Regions from separate parts of the Homo sapiens genome. Here region 2 is linked to region 1. A link is a loop called in an ENCODE intact Hi-C map of the cell type or tissue named here. Cell type or tissue: PC-9. All regions are shown on one strand. Links, peaks and the distances in the headings refer to the core of each region. The heading gives the core; the rest is flanking DNA.

Region 1 (15,857 bases), core at 5,270-7,769:
ACCTGGGAGGAGCACACTGCCCAGGACTGAGGCACTGTTTATACTGTTATTTAACCTTCTTTACAACTGCTGCATTTTTACATGGGTTGGCAAATTTTTCAGGTCTCTATTTTGATGACTTATGAATCATTTAGACTTGTGACATGCCCAGATATATCTGAAAGCAAGACAATTTGGCAAGAAATAAATAAAATAAAAAAGAGAGAGTTTCTATGATAAAAAGCAGTTTTCCTTTGGATCACAGTTGGTTTCCCAAAAAGAATAGGAGATGCTTATAGAATGAGGGCATTTGTGTAGATTTTATGCTAGAAAACAAAGAACATTTTGTATCATGTGTATTACAGGCAGGCTAAAACACAAAACTGATAATTACATACCAAATAGCACTGGACACAACCACCTCCCTTGGCTTCTTCCTAGGCATTTAGTGCATCAGTTTATCTTGGTTCTAACGCTGTCTGTGTGAACATTTAGTTTTCTCTTCTTAGATCAGTTAGGTAAATATTTAAAAATAAAACAAAACAAAATAAAACTGTCCTTCTAGGTGCAAGCAGACTCTTGCTTTTAAGCAAATTGAGATATTACTTATCGGGATTTTAAACAATAAAACAAAATGTAATGTGTAAAATTAAAAATAACAAACCAGTGAGAGAGAAAATCCTAACGAAGACTTTAACCAATGTATTAAAACAAAATAATTTAAGCTGTAGTTCAAATTTCAAAGTTGATTTATGTTATATATATATATACACACACACACACACATATATTCACATATATATACCATTTCCCATCTGTTAATTATATATCTGTGTATATATATTTACTCTGTCATTCATTAATTTTATCTGTATGTATAATTTTTCATTCCTTCCAGATTAGAAAATTCTATATCACATTATAGTTCACAGGAAACGCCAGCAAAGAGTCAATGTCATTCTCAAGGAGTGCTGATTATTGACTGAAAAATATAGAAAAATTTCTCCTTTAAACTAGTTACTTAGTTTTGTCAGATGCTAATTAAAAGATACATTACATTTGAAAGTAACTGAAAATTGTTGAATGATAATGATAGTTGTGAAAACTATCTGCAACCTGCTATTTTGTAGAATTCACCTGTGTAAAGTATGTCTCCCTATTTCTAGAGCATTTGGATATTTGGATGTGACTTTTGAGTGTGTTCTATATGACCAAAATGACATGCTGGATAGTCAAGTTTCAGAGTTTGTGTCAGGAAGAAGTACAACTTTGGCAAAGTCACATAAAATCATAAAATAGAAATTTTTAACAATATCAACCACTTTATGAATAACTTTTTTTCAATATTCAGCATTATTTACTAAGTAAAACCACAGTCTTGTGTTTGTCCAGTTCTTCAGGCAAATATGTATTTTGACATATTTACAATATTCTGTGTTTCTATCAACACTGAGTCAAGATTTGGTCCAAATTGCTGTCCTTCACTGTAAATCAAGCTACCCGTGTGTTGCCACTGAAGGGCAACCTCCTCTTTACAAAGCACATGTGGCCTTTCTGCATATACAGTTTACATGACATTAATATAGGTTCCAGTCTTTATCATGACTGACAAAGTAATCTTAGCCACACAAAACAATGTTAATTTTTTTGCATGGGTTTTAATTATGAAAAAAAATCGTCCTTCCCTATATGTGCACCATCCATTGAGAGAGAGCTGCTTCACACTGCAAGTCAGTGGTTTCTCCCAAACGTAATGTAAAATATCTGCTCAGAGATATGTGATGGTAAGCATTCTTCTGTATTTTATGCATGTATAGTATGCAATAGCCAATGAAATTATTTGATAAAGACTCTTTCTATTTTCTCATCAAACTTATTACCCTCAATGAGGCACTTATGTAGTATTGGTCAGCCTTTCCTCCACTGGAAAATATGATTTTTCACTTGCTTTTGAAGGCCTTGGCTCTTTTAAGAGAAATATTTTTTCTTTAGTTTAAATTTTCAAAATGTTCAATGGCTTTATTCTTATCTTTAATAAAACTTCATAATGTTTGGAACTAGAAGAAAATAAAATTCTGGTCTAATAAAATTGAGTTTCCTTTGTTTTTAGATCTCCATTTTGCCAAATTATAAGCACATTTTTGGACTTCTAGGCAAAATTGTCACACTTACAAATTCAATTGTCCCAGCATATACGGATTCACAATCTATATTTATGCCATAGTCCACTTTATTAAAAACATGCATGATGTCATTCTGAGTTTAATGTATATTTTAGGAGTTTTATTAGTCATTTTTGTTTCACCAAACTAAATACTGATTACTGTAAGTCAGGGATGTATTAACATTCTGTTGCTGAATAACAAATTGTCATGAATTTAAAGGCTTAAAACAATACCCATTTATCATCTCCTGGTTCTGTAAGTCAGAATTCATAGTGGACTTGGCTGGACTCTCTGCTTAGGATCTTGCAAGGTTGAAATTAAGAAGACAACTTGGCTAGGCTTTCATGCAGGGGCTCTGGAGAAGAATCTGCTTCCAATCTCATTCAGGTTGTTTGCAGAATTGAGTTGCTTGTGGTCCTGTCTCTTTGGTGGCCAGTGGCCTCAGTGCTCCTGAAGGCTGCCCACATTCCTCCTATGTGGCACCTTCATTTTCAACACCAGCAACAACAGGTCCAGTCCTTCTCATGTTCTCTATCTCTTTGACTCCCACTTCTGCCATCGGTGAGAAAAGCTTTCTGCTTCTAAGCTGTCATGTGAATAGGTAGGGTTTACCCAAATAACCTCTCTATTTTAAGATAAACTGTACCATATAATATAATTATGAGAGTGATATCATAAATTCATAGATAATGAAGACTAAAGTGGGACATTTTGGGGGATCATTTAAAAGTTAGGCCAATAATAGCCATACAGCACAAACTAATATGAATACAAATATAAATATTTTAAAAATCAGCAACTAATAAACATGGTCTGGAAATGTTGGCAAAACCCAAGTGAGTTGTACTTTCTGAACATAAGCAGAGATAAGTGACTAACACGGTCTTTGTAACAAATGTGCAATATGGAAGATCCTAATGTTTCAACCTTTGTAGTATTTCTGCAAAAGTCCTCATAATTCTTACATTTAAAAATTATGAAATTCTTGTGAACAATCTTTTGTTTTGTTTTTCAATACAACTAAACCTCTTATGTACCACCTGATAGACTATAAAGACCAACTACTCGTCTCCCTGAGAAAAGCTGAGCCAAATATTCATACTCCTAATTTCTTCTTGTTTTGCATATTTGTCTTGGGTGATCTCATTGGCTCACGTGACTTTAATTTTTATCTATCAAATGATATTTTTGAACATTATATAGCACATAAAATGATATACCCAATCTACTGCTTCATCTCCAGTCGCAAGTTAGAAAAGATTATTTTCATTTTCCCACTGGATTTTCAGTAGACTTCTATGCCTATATTAGATGAACTAATCATCAATGCCAACCCTAATATCTATTCCTACTTCTGATGGTGAATTAAAATTCATATTTCAAATAATCTTGAAATATGCTTGGCAGACCCTGTACGATAACTCTGAGTAAAAAATTTTTTTTTTTTAAGACGGAGTCTCGCTCTGTCACCCAGGCTTGAGTGCAGTGGCGCAATCTCTGCTCACTGCAAGCTCCGCCTCCTGGGTTCACGCCATTCTCCTGCCTCAGCCTCCCGAGTAGCTGGGACTACAGGCACCCGCCACCATGCCCGGCTAATTTTTTTTGTATTTTTAGTAGAGACGGGGTTTCACTGTGTTAGCCAGGATGGTCTCAATTTCCTGACCTCGTGATCCGCCCACTTCGGCCTCCCAAAGTGCTGGGATTACAGGCGTGAGCCACCGCGCCCGGCAACTCTGAGTAAAATTTTATGCTAGAAACAGTTTCTTATTTATTAGTATTTTCAACTATGCTTTCCAAATATTTTTAAAGATTTTTTTATCTTGTAAAGATTAATTAACTATAATTGAGAAAGTAAGCACCTCACCTCACTATAGCACAAAAGAATCTCACAACTGTCAACAGTCTATGCTCTACATTTTTTGTCAGAAGGAAGTGACAAACTTCTGTAAAGTTAGCTATTTCACTTAAATATCAAATGCAGGCACATTGCCAATCTACGTATGAAAGGTACGAATAAATATAGATGGAAGATTTAATATTTTCTTCCCATCTATATGGCATCTGTCTTTGGTGCCTGACCATGTTAACTCAGCACACCATTCTTCTTCTTCTTTTTTTTTTTTTTTTTTTTTTTTTTTTTTTTGTGAGACAGAGTTTCACTCTTGTTGCCAGGCTGGAGTGCAACGGCACCATCTAGGCTCACTGCAACCTCTGCCTCCTGTCTTCAGGTGATTCTCCTGCCTCAGCCTCCTGAGTAGCTGGGATTACAGGCATGCGCCACCATGCCTGGCTAATTTTGTATTTTTAGTAGAGATGGGATTTCTCCATGTTGGTCGGGCTGGTTTCAAACTCCCAACCTCAGGTGGTCCGCCTGCCTCAGCCTCCCAAAGTGCTGGTATTACAGGTGTGAGCCACAGGCCCGACCCAGCACACCATTCTTATACATGCTGAACCCACAGCTCCAGCCACAAGCATTTTTGACTCTGCCGGAGGGCTTTCCCTGGTCACTAAAAGCTTTATGACCTGCATATGAGGATACAAGAAGTACCAAGAAATTCATGTTCCCATGGGCATTGTTCAACCAATGACTAAGAAGAGTTGGTGTACAGTTGTCAGTTCTCCTGTCCCTTCAGTTGAGATGGTGCTGAAGTATAACCTACACTTTGCCCTAGAGGTCCCCAGTTGAATTGAACACCAGTTGCACTCAGGAATAACCTGCTCAATATAACATTGTTTATGGAATTCCTTCTCATCCCTATTTACTAGGAAGTAAAATATTGCTTCCTAGCTTTCTTACTGTTGCTTTCTGGGATCACTTCCCCAGAAGACTTTTGCTTACACGCTGGTCTCAGGGTCTGCCTCTGAGGAAGCACAACCTAAGACCAAATGACCCATGAGTCAATTTGCGTTCACCCTGGGGACATGCACCAAACTTTGGAGACCACTTTTCTATTACATAAAGTCTGTATGTCCTGGACTATAGCACAAAAGAACCTCATAATCTGGCCCTTTCCTACTATGTGTTATTCTTTGTCACCCTCTCTCCTCACCCACAGTGAGGTCACACTGAATATCTAACCACTCGTAAAAGTTTCTTCCTCATTTACTATTTTAATTCATTGCATCATTCTATGATCTGTCTTCTATATCAGCTCACAAATTTATTGGAGGTACAGGTCATCTTTTGTGCCTGGAACCAAATATATTTTCAAATAGGTGAAAGAGAAGAATGAACAAATAGATTAATGGATCAATGAATTAAAGTACATCTCAAACACCATCTAAATAGAATTAACTCATGAAAAAAAAAACTTTTTCAATCATATAGTCTAATATGTAGCATGATACAATGGAAGTGCAAATCCTGGGATGAAGAACTTGGATGGCTCTAGTGATAGGCATGAGATCAACTCTTTAACAGGTATAATTTTATTGGTAAAGGTGCTACTTCTTCTATTAAAAAAAAGTTTCTTTTCAAGAACTAGGCAAAAGAGATGGGATGATACAGATCAACCATGTGGAATGTCTCAATATATGCATCAGGAATTTCTTTTTTAAGTAGTGACTTGTATAAAGGAATTGCTACAGACACAAAATACCCCACATTTATTCATCAAAGAAACAACTGCATTAGATTGCTCATATCCAGATTGAATAATATACACAGGTGTTACCAGAATTCATAAAATGATTTTAATCACCCGAGACTCATATGTTTTATAGATTATCATATGAAGGAAAGAATGTTCATCCTACTCCTTCCTAAAAGCGTTGCATGGTTTGTACCAAAAAGTTACAGTGTCTCCAGAGCAAAGCCAAATATAGGGTCTGCACTTTCTGACCAATTATCATGGTAAAACCATACCTAACTACAAAATAAGCAAATTGTTGAGATGTTCATTTAAAAAAGCAGAGTTAGCAGCTAAATGGAAGCATCCATTAACAAATTCGTTTTCAAGTTGTGTGCAAAACCAAATTTAGTTTAAAGAATAACCCAGTTTTGTTTTACAATGTACCTCAAAAGGCAGCAATAAAAGTTTTAGGGAGCAATATGTATTATGTAAAATATCAAAATAAATTTTACTGTTTTGACCTTTTGGATATTCCTTCTACACAATTTCATTCCTCTTGCTTTCCTCTATTTCAGCTTCAGGTGAGAGTAACAGACAGTGAATCATCAAAATCTAAAACATGCAAACACTTTAGAAGTACGGTTCCTGCAAAACTTGATATAGCCATAATCTTTCAGAAATTAAATTCTAAAGGTTAAAAATAACTCAACACTGAGAAAAAGTTAGAAAGAGAGAGGAAAGAAGTGCCCTTAGGGAGCTTTGAGAGTCTGCTTCTATTGTGTTATAATAACCTGATTTCCTTATGCATGTTACCATTCCTTACTTTTAGCCTCCGAGATTCCTGGCTTTTAGACAAAACAAGTTAATAATGACAAATAAAAACAAATGTGTTCACGGAAGTTGTTTATTTATTTTTTTCACCAAAGTTTGCCATGAGGAAAGGCCAAAGCATTGTCATCCAGGTGTCGGTTTGGAATCTTTAGACTCACCTGTCTTTCACAAAAACAACAAAATACATCTCTATCAAAAGTCATTGCTGCCAAAATAAATTCACTTCAGGCAGTAGGTATTTCAATAGATAATAAACTGGATGGACTACATGCCAGAGTTGCTATGTTAGTAAGCCCAGATGGAAACACAGATCAAAACATAGAATGGCTAGAAGGCATGGTAAAAAAAAATACAGGCAGAGGAGGGCTCTGCCTGCTTCTTTTGCAAAGCCATCAAAGACTTAAAGATCTTTGAGCTTCGGAGGGAAAACCCAGGCAGAAAAAAAAAAAAAGGAATTATTACAGCAGGCTCTGTCTACATTTTTTTTCCTTAGACTGCCATTTTCATAGAACCTAAATTCAGGTCAAAATCCTATATTTTAAATTAAGTTGTGAGCCAAAGAACATATCATCAGCTAAAATTAATATAAAAATATATCTCTTAACTATTATCTTCAATTTTCACTTTAACCCAACATTTAGTTTTTTTAGATATCATTCATTTTTCTTTCTTTACCTTCAATATTCTTTGAAGAAAGATGTTACTGAACAGTAAAAATGTCTCACCATCAGAGAACAGAAGAATAAAGCAAATTATAATATTCAAAAGATGAAATAAAAATACTACAGACTCAGAAAAATACAGTCACATAAATACCCACTAAGCTGATAGCAATGGACTGCATTAACATGTTGCTTTTCTTCAGCATCACAAATAAAGCATATTGCTCTAATGGATTGAAAACAAAAATGTAATTCTTCTTATTGAATATTCTGATGGTCAGTTAATATTTGCCACTGTAGTCCCTTGACTAGCTAAGAGAAAGCCAGATAACAGGTTCATTTTAGATGAAAACAATGGCTTTATTATCTTCGTTGTCTCTTGCATTGTGACAGCAGATCCCAGCAGATGTTTCCGTGTGTGTTGTTATGCACAGCACAGACTTCTGTATAAATCATAGAATCAAGCATTCTATACTTGCATTGATGTTTTTCTTTTTACACTTTGATTGAAATGATATTATTATTATGCTCACTTAGTATTTATTGAGCACCCACATGAGTGCATTGCACAGCTGCATAATACAAAAAGACAGCCCCAATGCTACTGAGACATTTGATTTTTTAAAAATAACAACCCTCCCTTTACTCACATTAAATTGGTTATTACCTACCAAATGTTTTGTTTTAGTTTTGCATGGTTACCTATTTTACAAAATCAGATCAATTTTTAATGACTCCGTTAAATTGCAATGTCTCCATTCAGAAAATGGACTAAATAAAATCCACTCTTGAGGTAGTTAAAAAGCATGAAAATAAGACTTGGCAGAATGCTCAGTCATTTCTGTGAGCATGATTACAGACAGAAATAAGAAAGAGGCATGTAGTTAAAATCCAGATGTTAGAATTTTTATGAAAATGATTTTCTTCCCAGGACAACATATTTTTCAGGTAAAAAGCAAAAATCACAGCAAAAGACAAATGTCACCATGAATGTTCTCAGAGAACCATTTACCATATAAGCAACAAAAGGCATATTGTATATCTGAATTGACACTTGGCTCTGGAAGCAACCTAGAATGTACAGATTCAGAGACTTCCCCTTGCCTGCAAGAATTAAAAATTAATACCATGTATTAAAAGGTGAAGCTTTCAGACAATTTTAGCTTAGCCATCATTAGTGAAATCGACACACTCACCAACACTTTTGACTTCCAGGCACATTCCAGTCTTTGCAGAAGTTGCGTATTCCTGTATCTTCAAAAGTTTAGGCTGGAGTGTCTTTACATATACAGGAAGTATATAGAATGTGACATGAGACATTCTTGTACTAATAATTAGAAGGTAAACTTGACCAAAATTTCTGGTCTGGTATTTAAAAATATTTTTGATGGTTACTTTTAGACATCAACTTTACTGGATTAAGAAATACCTAGAGAAGTTAGAAAAGCATTAATTCTGTGTGTGTCTGTGAGTGTTTTCACATGAAATTGGATGCAGTCCGTGGACTGAATGAAAAGGATCCACCTTTAATGTGGGCAGGAACCATCCAATCAGCTGGGAGCTTGGATAAAACAAAAAGGATTTCCTTTCTTTCCTGGAGCTGGGACACACTCTTCTCCTACCCTTGGAAATCAGGACCCTAGGCTCTCTCATCTTGGGACTCAGGATTTATACCTTGGGTTTACAGGCCTCCCAGCCTCAATGGAGAATTTTACCATCGGCTTCCATGTTTCTGAGATTTTCAAACTTTGACTGGGCCACACTATTGGCACCCTAGGGTCTTCAGCTTGCAGATAGCTTGTCATAGGATTTCTTAACCAGCATAATTTCATGAGCCAACTCCCCAAATAAATCTCTCATATATGTATATGTATATGTATATGTATATGTATATGTATATGTATATGTATATGTATATGTATATGTGTACCTGTGTCTGCATCTATATCTGTATCTAGATCCTATTGGCTCTGTCTCTCTAGAAAATCCTGAATAATAGGTTTTATTTTATTATGTATATGTATATGTATATGTGTATATGTATATATGTGTGTGTGTATATATATGTGTGTGTGTGTATATATGTGTGTGTATGTATATGTGTGTATATATATATTATATATATATATATATATATATGAATGACAGTGTCATGACAGTGTCTTGCTCTGTCACTCAGGCTGAAGTGCAGTGGTACAATCACAGTTTACTGTACCCTTTACCTCCTGAGCTCAGGTGATCCTCCCACCTCAGCTTCCTGAGTAGCTGGGACTCCAGGTGTGTACCATCATGCTGGCTAATTTTTGTATTTTTTGTAGGGATGGAGTTTTCCCATTTTCCCCAGGCTGGTCTTGAACTTCTGGACCCAAGCGATCTGCCCACCTTGGCCTCCCAAAATGCTGGAATTACAGGCCTGAGCCACCATCCTAGGCCTGAATTATTTTAAATGCCTTAAAAAATGTTCACATTATTTAACCAAAAGACACAACATCATTTGGTAATTAAAAATTTATTCAATTTTTCTTGACAATATTTGTTAAACACTTACTACATGCTTGGTACTATGCTAATTGCTAAAGAGTCAATGGTAAAAATAAATAATTTTTTTAAAATGTTGTCTTTACCTTCACAGAGGTTATAATCTAGTAAAAAAAAGGCAAATTTTTAAAATTATACATATATACACAGAATTGCAAGTACTGAAAAATCAAGGAAGGAAAAATGTAAGACCTTATGAGAGCCTAACATTATGAGCTGTATCCAATTTAGATTTGGATCTACAGACCTCTCCAAGACAAGAGTTTCCCCAGGCTCCACCTACAACCTCCTCTTCTTTCAGATGCTGTGTTCAATTCCTCTCACAATGATCCTTATTTGACCTTACTAAGATTAAGTTGATGGTCCTTTCTACTTTTATCCCAATCCATCAGTCCCTTTTTCTTCACTTTCTAATTATCCTGTTTATATTTCATGGTGTGTTACTTCAAAATTCCTCTGGCTAACACCCTAAATCCTTGTTCCTCTATCTTCTTGTTGCTTCCACCTGGCAAACTCTACTGGGGAGAACTGCTTCCCACTCATCCTGTCTGCTCCTGAGCTTTGAGTGCTACTGGAAGAAGATCCATTGCAGAGTGGCCCCTGATTCACAAAACTTAAATGAGTCCTTAAAATCACCTGCTTGTCCTATTGCATTTTGAACCTTCTCCTCTAATCCCAGAGTTTCCTCTGCCCTTCTACCACTCACATTCAGTTCATCTGCTACTTCAAAAAGAAAACCATCACATTAAACTTTTATCTTCCCAACACTAAAAATGCAACCTGCACAATGTCATCTATCTTTTATTCTTACCACTTATTGCTATAAAAGAGTCTCTTTTTCCTACTTAAATCTAATTCCTGTCTCAATTTCTTGAGAAATGTAGGTATTGAACTTTCTCCCTCTTGATATTTCACCTCTCTTTCAAATAGATGTTTTTCCTTCATTAAAAGAAAAATTTAGGAAAAAAGTCTCAACCTGACTGTACATTTCTCTACTTATATATTCTTTCTCTGGTTCCCTTTAGAAGTGATCTCATGAAAAGTTCTTATGTTAAGATTCTCCAATTCCATAATTCCCATGGCCTCAGATAATATTCTCTACTCCCTGGGCTTCCATAGAACTTTATATTCCTTACTTTCTTCTCAACTCTCTGGTATTGTTTTTCTGTCTTCTTTGGAGATTCTTTATTCTCTCTAGCCATTAGACATTGGTGCTTCCCAATACTCAATCAGACCCTCATCTCCTCATTCTACACTCTGTCCCAATGCAATCTCATCCACTATTTGTCTCCTATAGACATGCATCTCCTAGATTTATATCATTGTTCGGTATTCTCCACATGGTTATGTAAAAGGCACTTCATATTCATATTTTTAAGTACCCTAACAAGTAACTCATCATCTTTTCCTCCCACTTCTAAAACACCTCTAATGTTTCCTTTCATACAGAATGGCACTCTTATTCATCTAGTTGCCTGTATTAGCTCTCCAGAGAGATAGAAGCAATAGTGTGCAAGGATGGGTGGATCAATAGATTGATAGATCAGATAGATAGATAGATAGATAGATAGATAGATAGATAGATAGATAGATAGGATTTATTATGGGAAGTGGCTCATACAATTATGGAAGCTGAGAAATTTCACAATATGCCATCTGTAAGCTGGAGAACCACAGAATCTAGTAGCATGGCCTAGTCCAAGTACAAAAGCCTCAGAACAAGGGAAGCCAATTGTGTAAATCTCAGTCCAAGTCAAAGCCTTCAAAACATGGTAGGCTGCTTGTGCCAAAGTTCTGGAGTACAAAGGGCAGAGAATCTGAGCTCTTATGTTCAAGAGCAGGAGAAGAAGGGCTTCTCAGCTCCAGAAGAAAGAGAGGTAATTCACCTTTCCTTTTCTCTCTCTCTTTTTTTTTTTTTTGACAGGATCTCACTATGTTGCCCAGTCTGGATTGCAGTGGCTATTCACAGGCTTGATCCCACAACTGATCAGCAGGAAAGTTTTGACTTGCTTTGTTTCTGTCCTGGCTTGATTTACCCCTCCTTAGGCAACCTGGTGGTTCCCCATTCTTGGGAGGTCAACATATTAATGCGGAACATAGTGTGGACCCCCAATTGGCATAGCACACTACAGCCCAGAAGTCCTGGACTCAAGCCATCCTCCTGCCTCCAGAGTAGCTGAGACTACAAGCATGCACCATCATGCCTAGCTCCTCCATCTTTCTGTTCTATTGGGCCCATCAGCCAATTGAATGGTGCCCACTCGCCTTGGATGAGGGCAGATCTTCTTTACTCAGTCCACTTATTCAAATGCCAGTCTCTTCCAGAAACACCCTCATGTCCATAACACAGAAATAATGCTTTACCAGCTATCTGGGGCTCCCTTAATCTAGTCAAGTTGACAACTAAAATTAAGCATCCCATTTCCCAAGCCAGAAACCTATGAATGATTTTGACTCCCAGGCTTGCTTCCCAAATCGAATCTGTCACAGAATCCTGTCATCTAATCTTTTAACTATTACTTACATATGTTTACTTTTTCCCAGTTCTCCCATCACCACCCTAGTTCAAAGCATCATTTCTCACTTCAACGACTTCAACAAGCTTGTAGCTGTTCAGTAGCGACCTCCTCATTCAAGCAGAATTATATTCTTGAAATGCAAATCTCTTCATATCATGTCCCCACTAGAAACACTTCAAGGGCTTTTCTAGCTTCTTGGGTAAAGAAAACTGCTTAATATGTCCTGGATGATTCTATATTGATGAACTCTATCTACCTCTCAGATTCCATCATACATTATGCTTCTCCGCTCTCCTCTCTATGGTCCAGTCATCATTGACCTTGTTTCAGCCCCACACATGAGATATTTTTTATCTTGTTATGTGCTTCTCTGAACACTTCATTCTGTCAGATTATAATTTGGGTGGCCCTTTTGACAGTGAGACTCTTTTGAGAGTGAAATTGCCTTCTATTAAAAATAATGCAGGGATAACAGAGATAAACAAGAGTGATTGTGCCTCAGTTTCAGTTGAAGCATGAATATAATAATGATTAAGATACAATAGTGATTATCAAAATGATTCATCATCACCACCACCACTTCAATGCCACTCATGACATTTAGTGACTCACCCATATAGCACACCTACAGCATTCTATATTTGGAGCTGCCATATTCACTGTGATTCTTCCCAGATTTCCAACTCTGTGATTTCTTCACCTATAGATTCTAGTGGAGCTTGGTCCATGCATTTGTGTATTTTATTATATTGTATTTAACATGAATTATATTACAATTATTTCTCCCTTACATTACAGTTGAAGTATTTTTTTAAATTTTTTTTCAGTTATGTGCGAGATAGTGTTACAGTCTGAATATTTGTGTCTCCCCAAAATTCACACGTTGAAACCTGCTCCCCAGTGTGACAGTATTGAAGCTGAGGTTTTGGGAGGTCATTAGGTCTTAAGGCCTCCACCCTCCTGAATGAGACTACCATCCTTATAAAAGATCACCCAGAGAGCTAGCCAGCCCCCTTCCACCATGTGAGGACACAGCAGAATGTGGGCCATCACCAGAAACTGCAACTGCCGGCACCTTGATCTTAGACTTTCCACCCTCCAGAACTGCAAGCAATAAGCTTATGTTGCTTGTAAATCACCTAATCTAATATATTTTGCTATAGCAGCCCAAATAGACTAGGACACTTAAATTATCTATGAATTAAATTCAGAGTAACCAAAAATGGTTTACAGCACCCTAGGTAAGAAGGCCTTATATGAATACTTCCCTAAAAAGTAATCATGAGTAGAATATTTTAATTATGAGAATGCTCTTTTTAGAAGTGTATATAAGGGGGGATTGTCAAGGACCCCAAAGCAAAGATTCTCCTAGAGTACCCATGACCTGGGCTAGAGACTTTTAGTTTGTCGCTGTAGAGTTGACTTCATTCACTCCTCTGTACTTGCTCTTTGCCCTGGTGGCTGACCCACACTGATTGCCTCACCTCAGAGGGTGTCTTTATTCCTGGCTTTTCAGTGGTAAGGCCAACAGAGATGGGAAGCAGTTATCACTGAGAGAAAGATATTGAGAAAGGAAAGGAAAGTGAGATAGGTGTTTGATTCTTCAAGTTCTTTCCTGCTGTATGCCTTAGGGTGGCTCTTTGTTGAAGTCCGTGGTAATATACCAATTTATGGGGAGGAGATGCCTTGACTTTGGGCTGAGCACTCTAGAGGGCCCTGTACTGCCCCTTGTTTGGCCTTGTCCATAACACAGAGCAAGGATCTATAGGCCAAGGGAACATTCCCACCCAGAGCTCAGCCTCCGCATGCTAGACCATGTCCTTGGTACACAGGTCTGCACAATTCCCTGCTAAAATGGCTCTAATCCTATTTGTAGGGTCTGAGTGGGTAGGTACAGCTTTTTGGAGAAGGGTGATAAGGATGAAGACGGAGTTTAATAACATGGAATCAAGGGTTAATATACGTACATATGAGGTCTATTCCAGCATAAAAGGTGCCTCCAGGGATGTGAAGAGGTGTGAGGCAGCTCTGGGCCAGAAGTGGCAATGTGTCCTTCCACACTGCAATGTGCCAGTGAGAAACTCCATGGAGTCTAAGACTTTGAAATACAAATTTGGCCTTCCAAGCCATTATAAGGTTCTGTTAAGGTGAGGTAACAGAATTTATTTTATTTCTCTGTTAGCCTGATTTATTACTTTTAAATATTTACATGTATGGTTTGTAGTCCTCAATTTTTGCTCTTGCCCAGGGTTGCATAAATGCTAGGTGTGGACCAAGTCCACAGGTTTTGTCAAGTGACCTTCTTCATACAGGTGACCTTTCACTTTAGGCCTAAGGTAATGACAGTGCCTTTTAGCAGCACTTCCCATATTGGTCTTCCTATATCCCACCCATACCTTTGCAAATCATCCTTAAATTAAACTCTTCTTAATTAACCCATGTGAGTACAGCATCTATTTCCTACCAGGACCCTCATAGTCACGAAGCCCTGAAGCCAAAAACTGAAAGCATGATAATGCCACATGATTACAGGGCAGTAATTTGAACTTAGGTGTAAACGCTGTATAAAATATAAATGTGTATTGATGTTTAGTTATGTAATATACATAGGCTAACTAGTTTCTTGGGCAAAGAAACCCAGTTCTAGAACATTTGTAGCTATAGTTGCACCAGATACACCTATTTTTAAAAGATGCCTTGTGTTTTTTATTTTTTTTCTATCCAATCCATGCTCTTGCTGTTTTATCTGCTGGAATTTGTTGCACAAATTGCTATTTCTCCCCTGAAGGGATGAGGCACACAGAACTTCTTGGGAACACCCAGTCTACCCAATCAAAGACTACCCTTAACATCTCCATGCTCCCCAGGTACCATGCCCAACCATGCCCAGGTACCATTCCCCAAGGGCAAATTCTATAATCCTCCATGATTCGGGAAAAAAAATCTACTTTTGTTTCCAACTAGGACTTGGGAGATGAAAAAATAACACCAGGGCTTGTTTTTGCATTGAATTGCTTTTGCCTTTACTAAAATACATGTATACACAATATAGAAATAAACAAGTCTGTTAGAATATGAGAAAAATCTCAAAAGCACTTTATTTGAGTAGCCCCAATATATATTACCTTTATTTTCTATTGCATTTTCAAATGTTTTCTATAATTAAAAGTTACTTTTCTTTTCTATTGCATTTTTAATGTTTCCTATAATTAAGAGTCATTGTAAGAGCCATATGTATTCAGAATTCAACAAATTGTTTTAGAATAAAACTTCTGATTCTGGAACTTCTTAGTGAGCATCCCAGAGATAATAGAGAGATAAGTAACCCTATAAAGAGACAGACTAAGAAGGATGAAGAGCCTAAAAAAGATAGACAACCTGGTTCTGTTAATTTGACCAGAGAAAATTAGAAAATACTATTAGAGTTTTCAACTATCTATTACACCAGGTCATGAGCCTAAAACAGCCATTTCAAATTATACATGTAAGAAAACTTAGGAAATTTGTCAAGTATTATCAGGATGATGGGGGGCTCCAGAAATATTCCAAAGTATTGGTCATTAATTAGTTCGTTACACTACACAGATATTC
Region 2 (15,857 bases), core at 6,853-9,352, 410 kb after region 1:
GGCAAACCGAATCCAGCAGCACATCAAAAAGCTTATCCACCACAATCAAGCTGGCTTCATCTCTGGGATGCAAGGCTGGTTCAACATACACGAATCAATAAATGTAATCCATCACATAAACAGAACCAACGACAAAAACCATATGATTATCTCAATAGATACAGAAAGGGGCTTTGACAAAATTCAAGAGCCTTTTATGCTAAAAACCCTCAATAAACTATGTATTGATGGAATGTACCTCAAACTAATAAGAGCTATTTATGACAAACCCACAGCCAATATCATATTTTCTTTCTTTTTTAAAGGCATTTAGTTACAACTTTAGTACAATCTCTTTAATTATTTTTACCTAGTCATACCAGTTTCTGCCACCAGGGTCAAGGGTAAAGAGTTCGGAGGTCACTGTAATTAATTTGGTGGTGTCCGTTCTGACCAGAACTGAATTCTGGCATCAAGTTCCTCCGTAAGTCCAGAAAATAGATGAAGAAAACTAAAAAAGGAAGGGTAGCATAATATTTGTATTATTTAAAAATCAAAATTAGACTTCTACACTTTTGACAATTCCTAATACTCCGTCCCAAATTCTTTCAGCTAGATTTCAGTCCCCTGATGGTATAATGTATTTGGTCTTTGATTAAATAGTTTATCTAATGAAATAATGCTTATGAAGTGGACACTACGAACATTATCTCTACAGGTTAGTTTAAATTATACCTTTAATTAGACATAGTATTAAAAATTACTCTAAGAAAACTGCTTATCTAATTTTAGAAAAAAAAGTAGCTTGGATGAAAGAGTAAGGCATTTTAAAAAAAGACAAATTCCATAGCAGTAAAAATTCTATTTGTTCAGGATGATTAAAGAGTAAGTGGCTAATTAAATATTGTGTCTTTAGTCAACAATTAACACATGTAACATAGGCAATGCATAAGAGTTAATATTTTTCCAAGATTTAAAAAAGACAACCCAACAATTACAATAATTTTTCCCAGTTATCATCCCTCAGAAGACAATTCTAGATTCCAGGGTTATTCAGTTATAATTTTTGGCAAAAAAAAAATTAGAGGGTTAGAAATATAAAGAGTATAGGAGATTTAGATGAGCTAAACATGTGATATACTCTGGAGGCATTTTTAAAAATAATCCTAATGTTTTCTATTTTAGTTTTAATTTTAATATTGTTCTTACTACCAAAGTAAAATTTTAGATGTATAGAGAATTTTATTTTTCCTTCACTGGTTTATTTATTTATGATGATTCATTTGCATAAATAAATGACTTTACATTCAGAAATTTAAAAAGTTGTTTAAATTCCACAAGAAAATATTTGTCTAAACACATGTCAATAACACTATTTTTATTAAATCTTCTGGCTAAAGATACTGGCAGAAATTAGAGCCATCACATTTTAAGGAAAAAAAAAACAGAAATATTTATGACTCAACTATAATCCATTAGTAAAAAATAAAAAACAAGAACTAGCATTTTATTTCCAAATTGGAGACATATTAAGAGAAAGCATTTCCCAAATTGTGAGATATATTAAGAGGTGCAGATGGTACGTTTTTAAATTTTTTATTTTATTACTATAAACATGAAATAAATAGTGCACATTGTTCTGAACTGAATTGTGTTTCCCCAAAACTTATATGTTGAAGTCCTAATCTCCAATGTGACTGTATGTAGAGACACAGCTTGTAAAAAGGTAATTAAGGTTAAATGAGGTCCTAAGGGTGAGGTCCTAGTCCAGGGATGTCCAATCTTTTGGCTTCCCTAGGCCACACAGGAAGAACTGTCTTGGGCCACACATAAAATACACCAACAGCAACAATAGCTAATGAGCTAAAAACAAACAAAAAAAATTGCAAAAAAATCTCATAATGGTTTAAGAAAGTTTACGAATTTGTGTTGGGACACATTCGAAGCCATCCTGGGCCGCATGCACATATGCGGCTTGCAGGCCGTGGGTTGGACAAGCTTGTCCAAATCCAATATGACTGGTGTACTTAAAAAAAGAAGAAGAGACACTACAGATTCGCACACACAGAGGAAAGGGCATGTGAGGGACCCGGCAGGCAAGCAGCCACCTGCAAGTCAAGAAGAGAGGCCTCAGGAGAAAGCAAACTTGCTGACACCTTGATCATGGACTTACAGTCTCCAGAACAGTGAGAAAATAAATTTCTATCTTTTAAGCTATATGGCCTGTGCTATTTTGTTGTGGCACCCTAGTAAACTGAAACACAAAGTTGCAAATGGTTTTGTTATTACATGATAATCTGTGTTTAAGAAATGCTATGAGCCCGGGAGGCGGAGCTTGCAGTGAGCCCAGACCGGGCCACTGCACTCCAGCCTGGGTGACAGAGAGAGACTCAGTCTCAAAAAAAAAAAGAATATCTGGAAATTGTCCTAGGAACAACTTGTTTCTTTTAATCTTTTTGTGCTCTTTTAATAATTTTTTAAATAAGAGTATATCTTTTCTAATGTGTTCACTTTTGTTCTGACATAATGTTTAAGTATATATCTGAATCAAATTTTTACCGTTTCTGCTGCAACTGATTCATCTGCCCTGTAGTTTTTATAGTCTGCTTTAATCCAATGAACATGTCTCCTTTTGGTGTTTTCTCAATATAATGTGCTTTTTAAAGTGCTCCTTGGTAAATACTGTTTAGGAAATGATGAGGTAGTATACCTAAAATGAAAGCGTATTCTCAGCAAAATCCAAGCACTGTAATGCTATATGTACAAACCATTGACAAATAAGGATAGTTAAAAATGTCATTTTCATTCCTCCCCCCTGCTTCCCAATCAGCCCTGAATATATACTTGCTGTGCAGTGTCTTCAAAAAACAGTGTTGATGCAAATGCATGTTAAACTGGTTTCCCCTCAAATTTCCCCACATGACAATTATTTTAACTAAATGTAATTTAATTCACCCCAATTGCTTTCAACAAAGTATTTTATAATATTCATCTAGAATGTTCCAGAATGTAGGTTGACTATGATTTCACCCATCCATTGTTTTAACCACAGGTGACCTAATGAACAGCAATTCATTTCAATGGTCTGAAAGTTTCCAAAACCTTTTTGTTTTCTGTTAACCCACAGCAAGTTAATTTTAATGATATCATACCCATACACGCACACACACACACACGCACACACACAACACAAACACACATACACAGTGGATATCAATATCTGCACGTCTATATTCCTCTTATCAAGTACAACCCTCAACCACCAGATCGACATATAACTTTTCCATATCAAGCCAATCCTGTCTCAATATCCCTTATCAAAGGAATTTTTTAAAAATTACCTCAATCCTAAATGATTGAGAATTTCTCTCCTTAGCACAACTTTTCTTCTTACAACTTTAGCTAGTAACATTTTGTTCCTCAGCCATCCATGTGCATGTGTGTGTGTGTGTGCATGTGTGTGTGTCTCAATAAAGTGGAAAGCAATACGTTTCCAAGAGAATTAAAAATGTATCCAAACCATAAAAACTCTAGAAGAAAACCTACGCAATACCACTTAGGGCATAGGCATGGGTAAAGACTTCATAACTAAAACATCAAAAGCAATGGCAACAAAAGCCAAAATTGACAAATGGGATATAATTAAACTAAAGAGCTTCTGCACAGCAAAAGAAACTATCATCAGCGTGAACAGGCAACCTACAGAATGGGAGAAAATATTTGCAATCTATCCATCTGACAAAGGACTATTATCCAGAATCTACAAGGAACTTAAACAAATGTACAAGAAAAAAACAAACAACCTCATCAAATAATGGGTGAAGGATATGAACAGACACTTGCCAAAAGAGGACATTTATGTGGCCAACAGACATATGAAAAAAAGCTGATCATCACTGGTCATTAGAGAAATGCAAATCAAAACCACAGTGAGATACCATCTCACACCAGTTAGAACAGCGATCATTAAAAAGTCAGGAAACAACAGATGCTGGTGAGAATGCAGAGAAATAGGAATGCTTTTACACCGTTGGTGGGAGTTTAAATTAGTTCAACCATTGTGGAAGACAGTGTGGTGATTCCTCAAGGATCTATAAATAGAAATACTATTTGACCCAGGAATCCCATTACTGGGTATATAAACAAAGAATTCTAAATCATTTTGCTATAAAGAGACATGCACATAAATGTTTATTGCAGCACTATTTACAATAGCAAAGACTTGGAACCAACCTGAATGACCATCAATGATAGACCAGATAAAGAAAATGTGGCACATATACACCATGGAATACTATGCAGCCATAAAAAAGAATGAGTTCATGTCCTTTGCAGGGACATGGATGAAGCTGGTAAACATTATCCTCAGCAAACTAACACAGGAACAGAAAACCAAACACTGCATGTTCTCACTCACAAGTGGAAGTTGAAAAATGAGAACACATTGACACAGGAAGGGGAACATCACACACCTGGGCCTATCAGGGATAAGAGGGAAAGGGGAGGGAGAGAACTAGGACAAATACCTAATGCATGTGGGGCTTAAAACCTAGATGATGGGTTGGTAGGTGCAGCAAACCAACATGGCACATATATAACTATGTAACAACAAACCCGCACACTCTACATATGTATCCCAGAACTTAAAATAAAATAAACAAATAAACAAATAAACAAATAAATAAATATATTCAGATGCCGGCTTCCAATTGCATTCTAAATTTTTGGATATGTTTATATAAACTAAAGAAACTAGAGTCACTTAAAAATGTTATTTCCCCCCTACTTCAGTCAGACAAAAAGAATTCACAACGACCAATGTCCACATGGTTAGTTCTATCCTAATGAAGGGCTTTAGCACCATGGCAAACTTTTCAGATCAACAGCAAAATGTATTTAGTTATAAGTAGATCCAAACTCTACTGATGATGCCAAACATTTTTGTAATAAGAACTTCCCTGCATTTTTTCCAGGAAAATAGAAATGTGGTTTGATTCATTATATGAAAATTTGAAAAATGGTGGAATGCTTAGAAAGCATTTCATTAAGTTTTCAGTCAATCCAATAGAAATCTATAGCTTGCCTAGTGATAAAAAAAGAGTGAAGAAAAAAATCTCAATTTTTTATTGGAATAAGTAACAATAATTGAATTCCTAGTATGTTCCACACACATAAATTGTCTAATTCTCACAACATATAAAATAAAACTATTAGGTTCTATTATTATTCCCATGTGGAAAATACTGAGGATTACACAGAGAAGGAAATATTTCAAGACAGAAGCAATGCTGTACCACTGGAGGACATGGAGAAGCCTTCTACCCCAGAGTATACAATGAAGGGCTGCACTGTATGGAGAGAATTTGAAAACAATAATAAAAGCAACTGAAAGTCAGCCTGCTTTATATTATGAATGTGCACTGATAGTGATAAAATATTTCTCCCAGAAATAAAAATTATTTAAAATATTAAAAAAATCAAATTCTAAACAATTGCTACAATTGCAGTTGAGTTTTCAATTAGCTTACTCCTATTATTTACTCTTAAATAAACATTGTATTCTATGCAGTCATTTTAAAGTAGAAAACACTAATCATGTTTGGATGTGCAATAAGCCCAAGCGTATCATTACACCATTAACAGAGAATGTATATTACCCATCACCAGTAACCATGCCACAGCAGGTGAGTTGCTGGACTTTCTCTGAAAGCATTCTTGCTCTTTCTCTAGGAAACTAACATCATGGTTACCTTTTTTCCCCACAGTCTGTATTACCTAAGTATATCAAGTCATTGATTAATTAATTATTAATAAGTAAGGTGGTATTATGAATTAGATGGTGATTTTGAGAGCATTTGGTATAAATTCACTAGAGAATTTTGGATTTCCCAGGGCATGGTATGCAAATCACTCTTTGTAGTTTTCTGAAGAATATAGAAACATAAGGAAAACTGGGGAAAATATGCCACTTCATCATCACCTGAGTCAATGCACAGTTCCTCCCAAATGCAAGATCTCATGAATCATGGTAGAAGTTGGAAAATTTGGTTTTGGCCTGAGCAAGTTCTCTGTCAAATATAAAATTATAAAGTGGATGTGTTCTCTTCAACTATGTGTTGGCTTTTCAAAGATTCTAATAATCTTCCCCTCAACATATTGGTCATGCCCAAGTATTGCATAGATGGGAGGTCTAGAAGGAGTCAACTGGTCTAAGGTTTATGATAATGGTCACAAACGGCAGGGCATCCCCATCAGCCTTACAAGCTTATCTCGTTGGATTGCACTAGTTGTGCCCAGGGGTGGTGAAAGGAAAGGGTACTGAGGAGCTGAGGTAGGAGGAAATTTTCCCTGCATCCTCCTCTCTCATCATGTCCCAGCACATGGGCCTCCTGAACAATCTCTTGTATCTACAGCTTGATAATGCCAAACTAACTGGTCTATGAGAATCCCGTCTATGCTCTTGCTGTGTCACCCAGGCTGGAGTGTAGTGGCGTGATCATGGCTCACTGATGCCTTGACCTCCTGGACTCAAGCGATCCTCACACCTCAGCCTTCTCATGCCAGATTCTTTTTCTTTACTTTTTCTCTCTCCCTTTTTTGTTTGCTTGTTTGTTTATTGTTTGTTTGTTAGAGACAGGGTCTCCTTATGTTTCCCAGACTGGTCTCAAACTCCTGAGCTCAAGCCATCCTCCTGCCTCCACCTCCCAAAGTGTTCACATTACAGGCAGAGCCACCACACCCAGCTACTATCACTATTTACTTACTCCTGAATTATTCCCAAACTATCTCCCAAATCTCTAAAGGACTAGAGAGAAATTAACCCACTTCTGTGGCTTGTACATACATAGTCATACTAATCCCACCTCTGTCTGCTCTCTTTAACTTTCTAGATATCACTGAAGATGAGGAGCCATGTCCCTGAGCAGCCACACACACTTTCCAACTATGGCCTGCACCCAACTTCCTCTTATTTGCTTCAGTTATTATGTGCACCTTTTGCATTTTGCCACTTAAAATGTTGTTCCAAATTGGGGATTTTGAGGATGAGTTACACAGTCTCTCTTTTCTGGGAACTTTGCTCCCTCCAATGTGATTCATATGACTGTGGAGGAAGGCTCCCAGCAGTCATGTTTGTTCCCTGGGATAGTACATGCTGGGCACAACTGTTAGCTCAGGGTGGGCACCTGACCCAATTAGGATAGTCAGAGTCCCTTCTCTTAAACTCTGTGAATAGCACGAAGAGATGGTCTCCTCAGCTGAAGGAACTTTCTTAGGCAGAAGACAAGGAAAACTTGTCAGCTATGTGGGCACCTTATTTTCTGCATATTGGCCAGGAAGCTCATAAAACTGGGCCTGAGGAATAGAGGGAGAAGACTGAAGTGACCATGCAGAGAAGAGAGAGAGAAAGAGAAAGAGAGGAAGACACTGGGCTCTTGTGTGCTTCTGGCACAGAAGAAGTGCTCAATAAATATCTGTTAAATGAACGCATGAACAAATGTGAGAATGACTCCAAACAGCTGTTCATACCCTGACTCCAAGATCTTCCTAAGGTCTGTGAGGAATGCATTATATTAAAATAACAATAAGCTTTCCATTTTAGTTAGGTCACTCTTTTCCTTTTATCCAAAAAACTAAAGAAGAAATATAGTTTGTTCCTATACATCCACTAAGGTCAAACTCAGCTAAAGAAATCAATGTGGTAACATTTACAAATCCCTTTCAATTTCAAGTCCATAAAATAGGCAATTTGCTTCTATATGACTTTACACATTAGCACCAAACATTCTGAAATTTGGCTTGAGAACATTTACCTACAGAGGAATCATACTGGGAAAATTACACACACACACACACACACACACACACACACACACACACAGAGTATATCCATCTTTATTATTTATGTAACCATTTGCTATCCCTTTCAAAAATAGAATGATATTGGTTAGAGGCAGTGTGGCACAGATCTTCTTCAAACTGAAGGCCTATAAAATGGCCATAGAATTGTCCTGTTTCTCTGATTAGATGTTTTAGGCATATTATAAGCATCATTCCCATCTTCTTGATATCCTATTATGTATAGGCCATACTGAGCATCACATGATAGCCTAGGACAGTGGTTTTCAATTTGGAATCATTTTGTCCCCAAGAGGACACTGGCAACATCTTGAAACATTTTTGCTTGTTGCAACCAGAGCAAGGAGGTGCTACTGGCACCTAGTGGGCAGAGGCCAGAGATGCTGCTAAACATCCTACCACTCACACACAGTACAGCCCTGAACAAAAAATTGTTTCCAAATGCAATAGTGCTAAAATTCAGAAATGTTGGTCCATGAACCACCCATCCTAAAGTCCTGGAATACAATTAAGCTAGGATAGGTGTACTGTTTGTGACAGGAACAGAGACTGACTGGCTGGTAGGACTTCCACAGAGTAGCTGAGGTGACATAACCATTAGCCAAGCACTTCAAAGAAATACAATAAGACCCCAAGGAACAACATAGCTAATAATATGTCCTCTACATAGATAACAGGAAAACCACCTGACAGACAGACAGACAGGCCATCACCAGTGCTTCTTCACAGAGATTCACTGAACCAGTTTCAACAAAGGTTTAAAGCTTCCTGAATCTTTCTCTCTACACAAAAAGCCACCACCACCACCAGAGAAAAAAGACTATTGTCAGCCACTTCTCTAACTTTGCTCTCACTCAAACACTCACAGAATATAATGCCCATTAGCAGTGGCATCTTCAAGCACAAAAGATGAATATAAGAGTGTCTGGGTATATTCCAGCTAATAATCTAGCAGAAAACAATGTCCAGCGGAGGGGAATTGTAGATGCAAGCATAATTCATACGCTCCTAAAGTATAAGCTTTAGAAAAATCCTGGATCTAATTACTAATATCATTGAGTGAAAATATTGCCAGAGTCTGCAGTATCTGTTCTGAATGAATTCCGTGTTGTTTAAAATCCAAGCACATTATTTAAAACTTTAGCATACCAACTTATGTTAATGACTGCATGTAACTTTAATTCAACCTGACAAACAGTTGGAAATAAAAGATAATTTAACAGCATTCTAATCAATAAACATTAATTATTTTTTCTTAGTTCTAGGCTGATTTTTTAGTGAATTAATGTAAACCCACCTACAAATGCATCTCACACAATGTCATCATATCATAAATCCATTTTATTAACCTGATAAATGTTTATCATCACAATTGCACTACAACACTAAAATAAACTAGGCCTTTCTTCATAGGCTCTGCATCAGCAATTTTCAAACCATAGGTCACAGAGCAATTGTTATGTATCTGCTAATCTATATTTGTGTGCAAAGCCCAGCCTTTGGAATGATGTCTCTCTTACGCTGATTTTTCCCCAAGCGTAGTTGCTGTTGTAATTAACAAAATAAACATTTTATTTAAAATTGTTGAATTAATACTAACATACCCTCCATTGATAGTTGGTCAAATCAATATTATTATCCACTGAGCAGACCATTTTTTGTTATTTTACAAATGAGTTCTTATCTTCAGAATGCTAAGAACCAGTATCCTGTGTGCTAGGAGAACTGAATTTCTGCTTATGTTCCTTGAATTTATGTAAAAAAAAAATGTCAGCTAACCATGGGATATTCCTTCTGATTCCACATTTGCTCACTGTGGCATTCATAGCACAGCTGTCCAAATCCACCTTGGAATTCATATTTTCCTCCAAGATCAAGGTTTAGTGTGCTTAGCTGTGGGCTTTGTTGATCCATTCCTCTTGAACTTCGTTTGGGCCCATAATTACATGCCCAATATAGAGAAAAATGTCAAGAAAGAAACAGATTTCAATTTCAAGCTTCAGAGGAGTTCTGATAATAAAAATGTGGTGAAAATGATGAAAACTACCTTGACTGATGTACTCTTGTTTTTAGGGACAATGTACTATATGGTGGCTGCGAGAAAGGATACGTGTCAATTCTGAGATTAGGCCTTTGCCAGGGGAAGTTGTCATTTTTCAAAAGGAAAAGCTCTTTTTGATGTAGGAAAAATGTCCAGCCATGCTACTTGCTATGCAAAAACAGTGGGATTGCTTTCTGCATGCCAGAAGCAGGGCAAAGGTACAACCCACCCACTGCCGGGGCCCATTAGCATCTTTTGTCATAATACATGGCAAATGGACCAGTAACTACCCACTGCCAATTAGAGTGATGATGAGCCAACCTAAAATAGGCAGGTGAGCAGACTAAGTGCCCCTGTGGTTTGCCAATTACCTAAATTATCTGCAGTAGTTTTAGTGCACAGCTACCATGAATACAAATACAAACCACTCTAGTATTCAGGGGAGTTAGGCACGGCTTGGTGTCAAAAAGCAGAGAGAAAATAAGCAGGATTTTCAGAAGCTGAGTTCTAACAATTGTGATATCCAGTTTCACCCAGATGAAATACTCTCCTGCATTTTGTTTGACAATTCTGTCTCCTCTAGGAAGGACTCCCAAAGCAATGAAGCATCAATTCTGTGCTCGATGTCACCAATCAATTGCACAAATCGCTCCCAGTGATTCTCACTAAATGGACATTGGAATGGATCTACAGCACTGAATGAAGAGTTAGTAGCAAAAGACCTCAACCAAATAAAACTACCTTTACCAGAAAAAAAAAAATCATTCATAGAGAGAAAACAAGAAAGAAAAAGCAAAAAAGAGACTTCCGAGTCCTGCCATTCCCTCAAATTATAAAGAAACATCATAAAAGAAATCAACAGTGTCCTTTGTTGCAAACACTCCAGAGCAATCATGACATCTGAGCAGTAGTCTTGTGAAAAGACTTCATCCTAGAACATCTACTTTGGTAACAGCTCCACTACACTATCAATGAAAACCACTTTCAATTTTCCATTGTTCTCACGTTTGCAGTCACTAGGAACAATGAGATAGCTCAGCACTATTTTAAAGGCACTACAACATTTTCTAATAAAAAATGATGCTAACTTATGGGTTTAACATTTTCCCATCTTTCAGAAAATTACACACGTACTTGCCTCCAAATTTGGCATTGGATGTGGATACACGATCTAATGCCATTATATTCATGTTCACTTAAACTTCTTAATAGGTGGGCATAGAGTAAGCGGTTTCAAAAGAACAGTGCTGTGCTCTCTGGATAACATGCATGGTGGCTGTGCTTAATGTTAATAGCAGCAGTCAGGAATCTGAGTTATATTGCTCCCGTATTGAACTAATATGTGATCTTTGACAAGTCACTTAATCTTTCATCTTTCTTAACTATAACGATAGTTTATCTAAATTATAATAGCAGATAATAATACCTGGCTTGGAGTAATGTGGTAAGACTTGATTAATTGTCATATGTGAAACACTTTAGGGTCTTTGAATAAGATGTATTACTAAAGTGCAAGGCATTAATATTATTCACCCATTAACAATGTTTTCCTGTGTAATGGTCCAATATACTATCAGTTTAAGATACATACGGGGATACTCTTAAGGTGTAGTAAGAGAATAAGCATTTTACCATTCTTTGCATACACTGATGTTGTACAAACCAGCCTACTTTATAGAATATTCAATATAGTTACTAAATTCCACACTGACTGTTTTATTATGCTAATTGATAATCTGGTTGCTCCAAAGATTAAAGAAAAATGAAATTAAACTGAAAAATCAAAGGGTAACAACTTTATAATGCCTCTTTAATTTAGCGAAATACAATTAAAGTCACACAGTGGTAGAATTGACTGTGAATACTAAGATGACTATAATTGACAAAGTAAATGTTACAGAGCCAAGCTGAATAAAAGCAAAGGAAAATGCCAATAAAATTCAGTGTCATGGGATATCTATGTAGGCTCACTAAAATAAACTATAAGACATACATAGATGTCACAGAAAAGGATGTTCTGAAGAATGCTTATGTCACTAGAAAAGCTTTTAGAATCAGATAAAAATGAACACATTTTAAAGTAACACAAACATTCATTGTTGTCCTTACTAGAGGAAAAACATGATGCTGCAAAAGAATTAGACTTTACTAACTAAGCTTATTTATTATTATTACTTGATATTTGTAAACGCATTGGACTCAATATTGCCTGCTTTAAATAAAAACATAGACAAAACATGCATGAGCACACGTGTATATTTGCACACACACACACACACACACACACGAGGTCTATGAGTGCAGTATACAATTTAAATGTCCAATTGAATAATAACTTCGATGAGTTTCCCTGATGAAGCTAGTAGGATTTGGCTTATTCTGTTATATAAGTTTACAATTAAAGTTCTTTACATCATTACAGCCTTAATGGAAAAAATGTGTACACTTAGATACTGTTGGCGGGGGTGGGTGGTATACTGATACAAAGTCATAGGTCAGCAATTGCATAATATCTTTAAAATTCTTATAAAATTCTTCTTCTGGGAATTTAGCATCCATAATGCTGTATTCTTGCATTCTGATTTTTTCACCAAAAATCTTGGAAGGACAGAGTAACCTTTACCAAAGGAAAACTATCTCTGGAGTAAGAGTAACTTTTAAATTCATACAAAAATGTATATATGTTTTGTTTTAGAAATAAACTTTTCCCCAAATATTTAACGAAAAGATGCTACGTCATTCTTACTCCTGCATCTGTCTGTAACTCTCAGCATGCCACAAAGATACAAAGATAGAAATTGTGAAAAATAGTATGAAGTGAATGAACAGGGGACAGTGATGGAGTACAGATAAATGGAAAATCCTTACTTTGGTACAATGGCATCTTTAAGAAACAGGGTGTGCAAGGGTTCAGAGGGGCAAGGGTTAACAAAGTTGATTTGAGACTTTTTAAAATAAATGTACATATTTACTTTTAATTAGCTTACTTATTATAGTAATGTGAGTTTTAAGAACACATATGTCATATTTTAGCAGAACTGACCATACCAGCTTTCTCTATGTGGTGAGGTTATGGATGATTTTTTAAAATAAACTGTCTCTCTTATTTGAATTTTTACAATGTTTGTACTACTTTTATGATTAGAAAAGGAAAAAAGCTATTAACATTTTTGGCAGAACACTGAATGTAGTTGCTTCCTGAAACACTGAAGATTGCTCTAAAAATTCCAATTTTTTTATCATCACTTCTAAAATCTCAGTACATCAAACTTATAAAATAAAAATAGAAAAATAATATTTATATTTATGAACACTAAAGTCCCAGAAGCACCTAAATATGTTTCATATATTTGAACAATACATCTATAGATTTCATGAAAAAAAATTAAGCAAAATTAGGGTCTCCTGAATGTATCACTGGTTGACATAAATAATTATATCATTATTTATAGTGAAATTTCGGGGAGGCTGCTCCCAACTAAAAATAATAAAACATTCTGGATTCAAGATGACACCTTTTTAAAGAGGCTATACATCTTCTTCTGAACCTGGGTGCCAGAAATAGCATTGAAATCATTGATAATGCAAAATTCCTCCTCCACAACTAAACAAGTTAATGTTCATCATGCTTGCCAAGGATATCAAAGAGAAAATAAATTCCTACTCTTCTCATAATATTTCTAGAAGGGAATCATTGTTAACAGAAATAATGCAAGGGAGTGGGACAATGACAAGTCAAGATTTATATGCTGATCTATTTATACACATTCCTGCTCAGTTGGATTTCTTCAAAGTCTAGCCTTCTCTGTAAAAGGTAGTCATATTAGCCACAATCACTCATTCACTATGGACCATTTAACCAAAAAACAACCATAGTAACTCCCTATAGATACATAAATGTAGCGAGCTACACACTAATTTTTTTCCCAAAAGTTTCAATCTCTCGTATTTTAAAATATATATGATGAATGTCTACTAAAGAAAGAAATAAAATTTACTCTTCTGTATATGGCATTGTACACTTTGTTGAATCAATATTGGGACATGTCATTTCTTAGAAATTGCTTTCTTGGTTACATTAGCTAGGATATAGTCTGGGTAGTGCTGTTATTTACCGAATTCAGATAAAATGAGAATGTATACAATTCTCTGGGAATATATTATAGTAATGGTTCTGTAAAATACATTATCAGGTAAATTGTTGAACAGCATTCTAGTAAGGCAATGTATTCTTATCTTCAACCATAATGTCTTTTTAAACAAAATCTTTCAACTTTCCAAGTATTCAACTCATTCTCTATTATTTTGATAATAAACATTATAGCATCTTTTATTAGAAACTGACCAGAGAAGAGTGTCTGCTTTTAGTGGACAGGGAAGTGCAAGTTTAAGAGGAAAGTATTCGAGTTACTCACTTGCATTCTATTTCTGGTTTCACCTCATACTGTCTAAGACCATGGGCAAATTACCTGGACACTAAATAGTTTTTCTAGTAAGATTCTCATGGTAATATCATGACAACTGAGTGAAATAATCCATCTAAAGCAGTTAACATAGTAACTAACATATACTAAGATTTCATATCTTAATTGTTATTAGAATTCATCTTCAAAATAATAATATTATAAAAAAGAACACTGCCATCTTGCAGACTTCATGGAAATTGCTATTAAAGAGACAGAAATAACAGTTGATTTTTTTTTTTACTATAGAAATATATTTCATTCTGTTTTACTTGCTGCACTGCTTTTTATTTAGGGTATCTTTTATTTCTAAGTTAAACACAAAACACGATAATCAAAATTATTGGACTTAAATAAATTTAAGATTCTTCTTCCACACATCTGAAGATATTTTCAATGAAAATGTTAGTTTTTGCCCTGAGGATGATAAAGAACTCTCTGACTAAATCTTTCACTTTTCACTAATTGTTTTAGATTCATCTAGAGGTTGAGGTATAAAACATACTGTCTTTCAGTAAATAAACAGTGCTGATTTATTGTCCATCATTAAAAAATGCACCATATATTCAGTAAAATAAACTGCCTTTTTTTTTTCTTTTTAAGAAATCAAAGTGTGGCATCATAGAAAGTATTTGGTCTTTGGTTCCAGTTTTTGGAAAAGAGTTCCTTAAATCCTTGGGACTTTCTGAGGAATTAAGGTGATAGGAGCATCTTTTGTTCTAAAGAGGCAACTCTTGGTGGGCCCCTAGATAGCTTCAGGATGGGAGCTGTCGCCAGAAAGACCAAGTCTTAACTAGAAGCTTGGAACTCTCAATCCCACCTCCAACTTCCAGGGAGGGGATAGGGGATGGAGATTGAGTTAATCACCATTAATTCCAGTGATGTAGTCATGGCTAGATAATAAAAACCTTCATAAAAACCCCTAAGTGATGGGTTTTGAGGACTTTTGGGTGGGTGAATGTATTCATGTGCCAGGAGGGTGGTGGACCCCAATCCATAGGACAAAGACTTCTGTAGCCAGGACCCTTCCAGCCCCTTCCAGCTCTATGTACCTCTTCATCTGGCTATTCATTTGTATCGTTTATAATAAATTAGTCAACATGAGTTAGGTGATTCCCTGAGTTTTATGAGCGGTTCTTGCAAATTATCAAATCTGAAGGTTGGGGGGAACCTTGACTTTGTATCCATGTTGGAAAGAAGTTCAGGTAACTTGGGGGTCTGGTACTTGCCACTAGTATCTGAAGGGAGGTCAGTCTTATGCCACTGAGTACTTCAACCTGTGGAGACTGACGCTGACTACAGTAGTTGGTTCTAGAATTGAATTGAATTGTAGGACACCCAGTTGGTGTCAGCATTGGTTGGTGTCAGGAGTGGAAAAAAACCTCTTATAAGCCCTTGGTTTTTTTCTCATAAATTAATCAGATTATTTCTCTTCGTTCTGAAGAGATTTTTTTCCCTTTTTTTTCTTAAATATGTTACTATTTCAATAGGAAATAACAGAAAAACTATTACTAAAG

What was found. A loop is a pair of places that touch in the nucleus more often than their neighbours do. Peaks named below come from ENCODE experiments on the same cell type or tissue, not always from the same donor. Only the 100,000 strongest peaks of a DNase experiment are listed, where the experiment ranks them.
Region 2: a loop joins it to region 1, with 16 times the contacts of the local background. A loop is called at or near these places in 1 of 110 quality-filtered maps.

The regions. Positions count from the first base shown.
Region 1 is chr6:91,735,708-91,751,564 of GRCh38, reverse strand. It overlaps the pseudogene RN7SL415P. Among named protein-coding and RNA genes, the nearest start is that of CASC6, 53 kb to the right of the region's middle. In PC-9, for the core only: no CTCF peak of the experiment used is centred there; a DNase peak (open chromatin) is centred at 6,734.
Region 2 is chr6:91,322,710-91,338,566 of GRCh38, reverse strand. No RefSeq gene overlaps it. Among named protein-coding and RNA genes, the nearest start is that of MIR4643, 190 kb to the left of the region's middle. In PC-9, for the core only: a CTCF peak has its summit at 8,210 (motif pointing left); no DNase peak of the experiment used is centred there.